Linked DNA regions of Homo sapiens: region 2 is linked to region 1. Evidence: chromatin contacts called from ENCODE Hi-C data. All regions are on one chromosome and are shown on one strand. The core of a region is the stretch at or near the end of the contact, and the rest is flanking DNA. Distances in the headings are between cores, read along the strand shown. Region 1 has its middle 390 kb from the start of FIGN. Region 2 has its middle 43 kb from the start of FIGN.

Region 1 (5,822 bases), core at 709-3,208:
AGTAGAGGGCACTTTGAATTTAGAGAAAGCTCGAGAAATCTCTTCCTGAATCTTCATTCAGAGAGCTTTTGTTTGACTATAAAGAAATAAAATACAATTTTAGTCTACATTTTAAATGATGCATATTTTTAAACTATGTGATGCAAAAGTTTGTTTCTTTTATATGAATCAGTTTTTCATTTTGTTATTTTATAAAAATACTGTAATATGAATTTCATGCAATATTGCTGTATCTAGAAAAGATTAATGATTTAATAATATAACAAATTATGATCAACTCATGAGTCAATAAATCTTTGATTTTTCTCTAATGAAAAGAGACAATAAGGGATAAAACCCTATGTATACATTAAGTGAAACCTCAAAAAAACCACCAAAATCCTAAAATCAAAGAATAAAAATATAAAATATCTAAATGAAATCAGACACAAAAATTATATTAACCCAACTCACCACAGATATATAAATGCTTTCTTCTTCTTCTTTTATTGAAAAAATATTCTTAATGAAATATAAATTTGTATTTAATCTTATATATCATTTTATAAAAATTCCTTAATAGTACATTGGAAAAAACATTACAATGATCTATCTGACAATCAATTCACTTGTCTTTAAGAAATTTTTTTCAAATTTTTATAAAATGCTTCAAAGTGTTGCTGAAATTTATGTAAAATAATTTATCTAAATGTAGTATAATTGTTTTTCTAATATAAATTAATAACTTGATCACATTTATTAATGTGACTATACAATCTTACTTGTAAATATTCCACTCCATTTCAAATAATCAAAATATAAAATTAATGCATTTTGAAATTTCAAAATAAACTGTTACTTCTTTAATATTCTTTTGTTACCACATCAAATAATTACCTCTTCAAATTTAAGGCACTAAGTTCTTTAACATTAAAAAAAAAAAGTGTTTCCCCATTTAATTGAAACCAGTTACCCTAAGTGTACAAACTGAAAATTTGAAGTTTAACTTATTTGTTTGGTCCAACCAAAAATGCATCTACATAAGGATCATTGTGAGTCTAGTAGTTTCTGGCCTATGGAGAAACCCCCAGTTTTGCCTTTAAAGAGTTTATACTTAAAAACAGAAGAGGAAAAACATAAATCAATTTAATTTTCCAGCAAGTGAATAATGTGCCTAAAATCCTCGTGAAAAGCCCAAGTACATAAAGAAATACATAATTTAATGGGAGAGCTAAAGTTAACGTATATGAAATATTATAAGCTTTTGGATAGAATTTAGCAATCATTATAAGATAACCTTACTGAAGGTAAACAAGATGGCTCTAAATGCCAAAAAAAAGTACAATCAGTTTTGCCTAAGTATTTAATAGAAAGAAATCTACACTTTTAAGAAAGGTTTGTTGATATTTGCTTATCTAAATAAGGAAAATAAAGTTGAATGCTTCCACTCACCCTAACTTTCAAAAATATGAGAAAAAATAATATAAAGATGTATGTCTCACATATGACCTTGCCCTGTGTAATTTTCATAAGTGAAAAGCAAATAAACAGCAATTGTCACTATTCTAAACACACAGCTGCGTTCCATAATATTTATCCTTACTCCTTCCCTCATTTATTATTGCCGGTAAATTATGTATTTGTCACTAACACTAGCTGAATAGATTTGAAACAGTAAGTGTAACAGGCTCAAATGGACAGTGCCTATTATCTTTTCCCTTTTCTCTCCTGCCCTTTTATGGCCTATAACTTCATTCAATCTGTAGCTACATTTATGTTCCTTTTACAACAAAAAGGGTCATAATGCTGTCTCTGATAATACTGAAATTGCCTAATTTGTTCGTCTTCTTTCAACGCCTTGGAAATGGTCACCCTCTCCAGTTATGCCTGGGTTTGTCCCCATCAACTTTGAAAATTAAGGTCCTGTTTAGTCACTGGCAATCGCACCACCAAAACGCCTTCGGGCATTTTGTTCAGCCAACAGGGTGATAGAGGCCGAAGAGGCCCAGGTCTGGCTGGCTCAGGAAACGCACTCCTGAAGCCGCAGGCCCACCTACTACTACTAGAACAACCCCGGGTGTCATTCGCGTGCCTCTCGGTGCGGTGGGGGCGGACAGTTGCGCCAATCCCCGAAGCAAGGGAGGGAGCAGCGGGTCAGCTGACGCTGAGAAGGCGCGAGTGAAGGAATGAGAAGAATTTGCTTGCTCAGAAGATGGGAGCGATAGGGACTCCCTACTCTGACTCCTGGCGCGGACAGGCGTAGGGAAGAAGTCGAGCCTCCCCACAGCTGTTGCCACTCGGGCTGTCGCCGCGGCGGCCGCTGTTGGCTGCCGCGCCGCTGGGACTGAGATGACTGTGGCTGGGCCGGCCACGGCAGCTGCTTCTGCCTTGACTGCTGCCCCTGACCCTTCTGCTGTTTCTTCCTTGATTTTAGCATCAGCTTTTTCTTCTTCTTCTTTTTTCCCCACCCCGGCAGCACCTCTTGTAAAAAGCAGAAATAGCCTCTACATTTGCCAGAGAGCGTGGGTGCAGGGAGGGGAGGCTAAGGTGGAGTCGTTAGGGTCTCTAACGAGGCTTGGTTCCTGGGGCCCCTCCTGTCTTTTCTCCCGCTCCCGTTAGCATTTTCCTTCCTGCGGTAGCAATGCTTTGTCAGCCTCGTGCTGGGTAGAACTCCCGCGTAGTCTCCTCCTCCTTTCCCACTTGCAAGGAGGCTTCACCCCCTCATCCCCTCCAACGAGGAGAACAGTATCAAAGGTATAAAAGGGAAATAAATGCTCCAAGATAACTGTATATTTTGCCACACAAATTTGAACTGGGTTTCGCGTAATAGAAAACAGATCTTTTCAAGTCCTGGGACAATAAAATAAAATTCAAACGGATGGATATGGCGGGTTGGAGAACAATCAACAGCTAATTTGGAAGAGCACTTCTTGAGGATTTTCCTGACCTGCCCTTGCATGTGACTTCCCTTTTCTAAGATCCTCTTCCCCTTTCAAGGCTAAAAGCTGGGTATGATTCAGCTCATAAAAATATGTCACAGCAATTGGAATTTACCCTTTGACCTTCTACTCCCTCACTGCCACCTCCTCTACACACACGCACACACACAGTCTGCAGTTCACTAACTAGCTCTATTTTCACTAAACAGATGGCCGCGTTGCTGATGAAAACTGCCTTTTTGTACAAGATAAAACTTCTAAAAATCTTTATGATAGGACCTATTTACAAAAAGAGCCGAAAGCCACATTTTTGGTGATGCATATGTGAATTCTGAGATAGTTTGATAAATAAACAAAGCGATAAATATATTTTATTTACATAGGCACAAAAAGAAAACTATCAGTAAATAGTCATCTTCCTTTAACACCATTCTTCTTTCTGAAATTTGTTTTTGTGGACCAGTTATGAATGATCATATTCAGTATTTAACATTAAGGAGCATATTATTTCAGGGATCCCAGTGGCTAGATTTAAAACATGCAAGAAAGGGGCAGAAAGCTGAGCCTAAAATGTATGAGGAGTGTTTTCTAGTTTTTCTAAAAGCCTGTTCACCTTTCCAAATAATTTTTCCTTGCCTTTGTGCGGTGAAAGCCCCATTACCAGCTATGAAAAAAATAGTGCTAAGTGTTTTGTACAATTTCTTGTGAGTGCGAAGCTCAAAAAGCCGAGAAAATGGGCAAAACACTGAATCAGGCCACAAGGGCCAGTTCAAATGCACAGAGAGACATTTTTACTGCATTATTTGAACTATTACTAAATAAAATGCTTTCTTCCTTGGAGCTTAGCTAAGTACTAATTTTCCAAAACATGAATACGACTTCTGGTGAAAAGTTACAAATAATTTAAATGCCTGACTACAATATTGTGCCCTCTCGAATTAACAGTGTTCCCTTGGCCCTTCCCTACATACTGAAAATAGTGCAGGCCCTCAAATCACATTTGAAAAACTTAAAATGTCCAGGAAGTTTTTGAATCCAGAAGTTTGAGAACATCATGGACAAATTTAAACACAGTTTTCTCCATGAATATGGTGACTAGAAATGATGAATTGAAACCGTTTCTGGCAATTCATTACCAGATGCCTAAGAAATGACTAACTGTCACATTAAAAAAGAAATTGACAGCCAGGAATTAAGTCATTTTTAACACTAATATGATTGTGATTTTTTAAGACAATTATTTCTCCCCTCTATGTTTGAACGTGCTGATAATACTGACATAGTCAAATTCAGAGCAAAGAACATATAATAAAAATAACAATATATAAAGCATAAGAGAAGGTGTTTTCTGAGCTCGTACCATTTTCTCCATATCTAGAGAAAAAACAAGTTTCCTTCAGCAATTAACATTTGCTAATAATATTTTTATTTGGCAAAGCATAGAAGGTGACCATTTAACAATATCCATTCAGTCTTTAGGTAACAACAGTTTCTCTCTGTTGTTTCTTTACAATGATCAAATTTCTTTGAGTTTCTTCTTTTTTATACTTTCACTTTTGTTTAAAATTAATGGAGCTAAAAACTTACAGATAAATTCTGCAAATATACCTAGATACTCTTTATCATTGTAAATAGCTTAGTGGTGATCTGCCATTTTTCATGATAACTGGGCACCAACTGCTGGTTAGAAATATTTTTCATGGAATTCTTTGTACTTTAAATAAACTACTACTTCAAGATCTGCCATGTGTCCCTCATTCATCTTTAGGGCACAAAGTTACATGTAACTTTTTGTGAGCTTTGATTTTGAAATATTTGTCTCATAGGTGCAATCTCTAGCAATCTTTTAACTCAGTGCAAGTTTATTAATGACCTTCAGCAAGTTAAGGCAGAAATGTGTATTTTAAAGGTTTATTTTATGATTCATCTTATGCAAAAAAAAATTTTGAAAAATTGAATCTACATTTATTTTCTGCTCTTTTGACCCAGTATTAAAAAGTCTCCATGTGCATTTCACATAATGAACATCACAGAAGGGGAAAAATTGTTGTTTCCTTTGGCATTTCTCATCTGAGGTGGTAGAAAAATATGCATCTGCTTTTCCCGTGGAGAGGGAGATAATATAATAACCTTCTGATTATATACATAAGCAAAAACTGATCAGTTTCTCTTGTGGTTCATTTTTTAAGGGCAAGTTCCAGTTGGATTGTGCTAATGCACATATTCATGAATCTCTCCAAACAGGATTCACTGCTCTCCAGGGAACCCTTGAAGTATGCATCATTGTTTCAATGAAGTATCTTCATTATAAAACATAGAGCCTATAAAAGGTGAATACCATTTGCCACTGCTTAATATAATCGCTGGTCTGACTTTCTTCCGCTATATTTTTTTCCTCCCTTGCTTCCTTTCTTTAATCCTTTCTTCCCTCTTTCATTATTTCCTTTTATGTTTTCTTTCTCTTTCTTGTAACAAATAGAAAAAATGACAAAGAATCATTAGAAATATTAAAAATTAGATAAAATAAGGAAATGCTTTTGTTTTCAAAATCAAACTTAATTTCTTTCGAAATGTTATATAGATGGGGTATGAAATTTAACTAACCCCCCCCCCAAATCCTTATATTTGTGCAAATGTTTTATTTGAAACGAAGGAGCTTATGGAAATTTTTAGTCTCTGCATATGCATAAGTTTTTTGTGTCAAAAAAGTGAGGCCAAAGGTGAAAGGTATAGTAAGTAGGTAAACATTTTTAAGACAGGCAATGAAAGGTACTATAGTCACAACAATGTGATGAAAACAGGCACACAAATTTTTCATCTCATTGGGATTATTGCAAACGGAACAACATCTTGAACTAGTCAACCTTTTATTTATGTATGTTTGCGCCAGATATATATCCTAAC
Region 2 (5,775 bases), core at 694-3,193, 430 kb after region 1:
CTTGGGAGGCTGAGGTGGGAGGATTGCTTGAACCCAGGAGGCAGAGGTTGCAGTGAGGTGTGATCATGCCACTGCACTCCAGCCTGGGTGACAGAGTAAGTACTCTGTCTCAAAAAAAAAAAAGTTTCAAAGGGTGGTAATCTTTGAAATCCTCTGATATTTTATTTTATTTATTTTTTTTTTTTTAAGGTAGAAATGGGGTCTCACATGTTGCCTAGGCTAGAGTGCAGCGGCTCAATCACAGCTCACTGCAGCCTTGACTTACCAGCCTCAAGTGGTCCTCCTGCCTCAGCCTCTTCAGTAGCTAGGACTACAGACATGCCACCATGACTAGCTAATTAAAACAATTTTTTTTTTTTTTGGTAGAGATAGGGCCTCACCATGTTGCCCAGGTTGGTCTCAAATTCCTGTGCTCAAGCAATCCTCCTGCTTTGGCCTCCCAAAGTGCTGGGATTATAGGCATGAGCCACCACACTTGGCTTGATATGTTCTTTTTATGATAATTTAAACCCTTGGATTTAATTTAGGGATTCTGGGATTGATTCTAAAATTCTTTATAAGTGCCTGAATATCCATGTCCTCAAAAATGTAAGTAAATTTTTAAATTTTAATTTTGACAAATTCTTCATTACTTGTAGACTATCATTTATTATTTACGGTTGGGATTGTATTTACTAAAGAATACCATTTATTTTTGTTTCTCATTCATACAACTTGGCCAGGGGCAGATGCAATCTTACCTTTTTTTTTTTTCCAGTGTACATGCTTCTTTATTCAATGACATATCAAAATATCTGGTCTGTAGTAAGTATACATAGAAAAGACTCCCATAGCCTTGCTCTTCCAACCCTAGTCAAATATTCATGTCAAAATTTGACATCTCTGTCAAGTCTAAAGAAGGAAGAAACCAACATGTATTGAGAATTTACTCCATATTGGGTCTTTCCCATTCAATGTCTTATTTAATCTTCACATGCTAACGTGTGGATATTATTTTCTCAGTTTTGGAAATGAGACTCAGATAGGTTAAGAAACTTACTCAAGTCATCCCTCCTAACATTTTCAGAGCCAAATTTGCCCATCTTTCCTTTCTCCAAGTATTGGCTACCATAACACACCATATTCATTTCCAAATGATTTCTTGCGTTCTGAATCATGAAGACATATGGTGTGAATATACAAATACTTATGCTATAATACTTAATTTTTTGTTAATTAATCTCCTCTTTCTCACTGTCAAAGTTAGGCAATCTCAGACTTTCTAATACTTAATGTTAGACTTGCCTTTTAGAATACTGTGATTTTAGCACCTCAGACTGCTGAAAATACTGTTCAACAGTCATTTCACGTTGAACTGGGTAGGTGCTTGGGATATCACTTCAAAGTATGGAATGTGGAATCATAGCATCAAAAAGGCCCTTAGGAATCTAACGACCTTTTGGGATCTCCAACTCCCAAATCTTGGTTTATCAGTGGGATCAGAGTGATCTCTTTAAAACTGCTTAGGTTATGTCACTCTTACTCAAAAGCCAACCAAAGCATCCCATCTCCCTCAGAGGCGAATCCAATGTGCATACAAGGTTCTAGAAATCCCTGCCTTACCTGCTCCCTTGCAACCATTGCCACATTGGCCTTCTTGATGTTTCTTGAACAAGGCAGACACATTCCAAGCAGTGCCCTTCGAATCGCCTATTTTCTTTGCTTAGAGCATTCTTTCCTACACTGGTAGGGCTTACTTTCTCATCTCTTTCAGGTATTTACTTAAATGTGATCACTGATATAAGGCCTTTCCTCACTGCATTACTTAAAATTGCAAACTCTCGCCCCTCACGTGCCATGGATCTTAGTTGCTTCCTCTCCCTTCATTTGCACTCAATACACTCAGTATCCTGTATATTTATTTGCTTATTTTTCTACCTCCCCCTAGTAAAACATAAGCTCCATGAAGAGCTGAAAATTTTATCTCTTTTGTACTAAGGTCTCCGCAGCACTTGGAACAGTGCCTGGCACATGGTTAGTAGCCAGCAGGTATTTGCTAAATGAATGTAAATTCCAAGACATCTTACTCATAAAGAATGCCACACTGAGTTTAATGAAAGGTCTTAGGAAATTTTCTTAAATGGAATATTCCAAGCTTGCTAGTGTGAAAAGGCAAAGACAAATTTAATCTGAGTCATCTCTGTATTGGCAAGTGAACTTTTTCCAAATAAGCCACTTGAGCAAAACTCAGTGTTATTCTAAAATAAAAGATGCTGGCAAAAAACTAAAAATAGAACTACCATATGATCCAGCAATCCCACTTATGGGGATACATCCAAAGGAAATGAAATCAGTATGTTCATTGCAGCATTATTCACAATAGTGAAGTCAATAAATGAAACAACTTAAGTGTTCATCAACAGATGAATGAATATAGAAATTTTGACTATATATATGCACGTGTGTGTATGTGTGTGTGTATATACATACATAAAATGTATAAACAATGAAATATTATTAAGTCTTAGAAAAGAAGGAAATTCTCCCACTTGGGACTACATGGATGAAATTAGAAGATATTAAGCTAAGTGAAACATGCTAAGCACAGAAAGACAAATATCACATGATACCACTTATTGTGGAATATTAAAAAAAAAGTCAGACCTAGAAAAACAGAGAGTAAAATGGTGGTGGCCAGGGGCTGAAGGGTGGGGGAAATAGGGAGCTGTTGGTCAAAGGGTACAAACATTCAGTTATGAGATGAATAAGTTCTAGAGATCTAATGTAAAACATGGTGACTATAGTTAATAATAATATATTGTATATGTGAAATTTGCTATGAGAGGTGATGGATACGTTAATTATCTTGATGGTGGGAATCATTTCACAATGCAAACTTGTGTCAAAACACTACATTATACCTTAATATAGATACAATATTTTTATTTATCAATCATACATCGATAAAGCTGAAAAAACTTTTTAAAAGATATTAGTACATAGATCTGATATATTCTGTTCCATGCATGAGGAGAGGGTGACTACTGTTGTCACATATATAAATTCCATATAATCCCTTCAAGTCTTTGCAGCTTTCTTTGGTTGATATTTCTTCTATCTAATAACACTCTGAGGGTAAAACAAAATTTAAAAGCGTCTATGAAGTAAACTTGGACCAATCGTCTTTTACTTCTTCTTAGTATGGCTGACAAGTTCTGCATAATGAACCTCTTTCATTCAACCTTCTCCTGATTTCATCACCGTATACTGGAAAGGGTGGTTTTGGCACTATGGATTGGATTTGGAGTGAGGTGGGAAGAAATGAGATAGTTTTGATTAAAAGTGAAATAATACGACTTATTCTTTGTCCTCATGTGAGATATGTGACTCCACAACTACTAGACTTTCTTTTGTGAAGAAATGCACAGAAATAAATTCTGTCTATGTGTCTCTTGAAAAGTAAGGTCTATATATATGTTTCTTACAGTTTTTGCTGCAGAGTAACCACTAATTTCTATTATATTACTGAGGAATAGGATTGTGGCAAAGGGATGGGAGTAGCTGTTGAAAGGTTTTTACTTTTTACTTCGAACTGTGCAATAAAAAATGTTAAAGTAACATAAGCTCAATTTTTTGTTCATAAAAAGCTAATTTGGAAAAAATCCATATGTTCCGTTAAAGCATATTCTGTACATGTGAGTAACAGTGCTGCGGCCTTGACTTCGCTCAATAAATATTTGCTTGATTGAGTAAACAAATGCATGAATGACTTTTTAATTCCTACAAATTATAAAGGAAAGGAACAAAAATGAAACTGTTTCATGGAATTCTGAAAAAGATTACAGTAGCTGAAAACAAAGAACGTGGCCTAGGTAAAGTGTCCCAGAGATCAGAGAAAGCCTGGACTCCTTCCAAAGTCAGACCAGGAATGCCAAAACACCTGCAGGGCAAGAACAGGTCAGAGTTTAGGCTTGAAGCCAAGAGGCTCTAGGCAGGAGCAGAGCCTCAGTTGGGCAGTGGCCACAGGCAAGACCCTGGGGCTTACAGGTAAAGTTGGAAGACCTAAGCCGGGTAGGGGCCAACAATCAAGCCTCACATGTAAAAACTGGTGGCAGAATAAAGGAAAAGTGTGAAATTCCTGGATTCAAGATCTGATTATATTTAATCACTTTGGTAATTTTGAGATGAGGTATACCAAAGAATCCCTTTGTGATATTTTGGGGAATGTGTAAACTTTTAGGAAAATGTACTTTGTTGTTACTTCCAGTGTAGACTTTCTCTGCCTCAGTTAAAATCAACAAATATTTAGCCATCTGCCATATAAACATCTTTGTATTCACTGTCTTCCATTGATATAATATTACTTTTCTAGGCAACATTTCCTCATCAAAATCAGGGTGTAGACGATGTGAGACAGCAGAGAGTCCCTTTACCTCCTGACAGTAACATACAGTAAGCTGTGCTCACAGCTTTTCATGAGGTTGTGGAAGTTCCAAAATGCCACTGAGAGCATTGCTCTTCTCTCTCATAGGATTGACTATGAACTTCACCTTTGATTGGACGTGTAAATACCTGGGCAATCCATAAGATAATGCTAGAGATTTTTGCTGCATAGTAGCATGAAGCTCTAGCTGCTGATGCCCTGTTAGTGTTGGTGTGTATTAGTGTGCATATGAGCGTGTATTTGTGGTAGGAATGTGGTAAGACTAATCAAGAAAACTTTCAGTTCAAACATTTGTCTTGTGGCCAATTATAGTGCAAGAAAAGGCAAAGGAATGGAATTGTTCAAACGTGTAGAATTCTAGAATGATAAGAGAAATCTACCAATTAAACTAGTATTATCTCTAGAAGGTTACCTTAGCAGGTAGAGTTTCTTGGTCAGGCAGGAAGATACGGGGATGTTTCTTTAGTTTCTCCATGCCTGTAATGCTCTGTAGATCCTGTGTCATTTATGCTGTGTCTTAGGAAAGATGTTTCAGATAGTTATATAAATGGGTTTACTTGTTTGTGTGATATATGAAGAAGCCTTTTGGGAATCCGAGCAGGATTTGTTCCTAAAGCAAGACTCCTATATCCTAGAATCTCCATTTTCAACTTTGCAACTGTTTTCTACAAACTAGTTCATTCCTTGTATGTTCTAACTTCCTCACATAGACAGAACTAAGGGTCTCGCAAATGCTCAGAATCCAATGGCATCATATATAACTTGGACTAGATGATGGTACATTTAGGTGGATTTGTACAAATGGAATGCTTAGACTTAAAGGATGAGAATTAATGGATTGATAACACTTACTGAGAAGATCTTATGGTACACCATGATGGCTTTTGGCAGATTTTCAGATACCATAAAGCAGAGTGAGAGCAAATATATTTCACATCAAATCAGAAACGTCTCAAATCAGAGAGTCTAATATAATATATTTGAATTTATAAGGTTACATAATACCATACATAGAAAATACAGGGACATTAAAACACCTCACAAATACAACTATATGTATTTATCGAAGATATATACCTATCCAAGAATTTATATCAAATAAATTTGAGTGGGTGCCTGTAGGAAAGAGTGTGAATGGGAATCCCTAGATAAATGAACATTAATACAATAAACTAAACCAAAAGAATGGCATTGTAGGGTTTAATGAAGAATATAAACATCAAAACTTTTGCACATGTGTTCCCAAGGGAAAAGAGATAGAAAAAGAAAAATAAATGAATTTACTAGTACTTAATATTAACCCCAAAAAGATGTCCCCTCTCATCATTCATTTTCTACATCATACTGGGAAT

Evidence for each region. Hi-C counts contacts between places; a loop is a spot of excess contacts on that map. Pooled maps may share reads with other maps.
Region 2: a loop to region 1 is called in a map of PC-9, with 11 times the contacts of the local background. The contact joins two enhancer-like sites. A Hi-C loop is called at or near these places in 5 of 168 maps with a recorded cell type or tissue (Calu3, PC-3, PC-9 and 2 more) and 7 of 50 pooled maps.

Annotation. Positions count from the first base shown.
Region 1 is chr2:163,346,178-163,351,999 of GRCh38, forward strand. No RefSeq gene overlaps it. Among named protein-coding and RNA genes, the nearest start is that of FIGN, 390 kb to the right of the region's middle. RefSeq lists enhancers at 1,802-2,401, 2,894-3,063. Within about 2 kb of position 1,959, at least 33 of the 41 ENCODE cell types and tissues checked have a DNase peak (open chromatin) inside an H3K27ac peak, as active enhancers do; they include PC-3, PC-9 and endothelial cell of umbilical vein, where a contact is called at or near this core.
Region 2 is chr2:163,776,473-163,782,247 of GRCh38, forward strand. No RefSeq gene overlaps it. Among named protein-coding and RNA genes, the nearest start is that of FIGN, 43 kb to the left of the region's middle. Within about 2 kb of position 1,944, at least 5 of the 41 ENCODE cell types and tissues checked have a DNase peak (open chromatin) inside an H3K27ac peak, as active enhancers do; they include PC-3, PC-9 and endothelial cell of umbilical vein, where a contact is called at or near this core.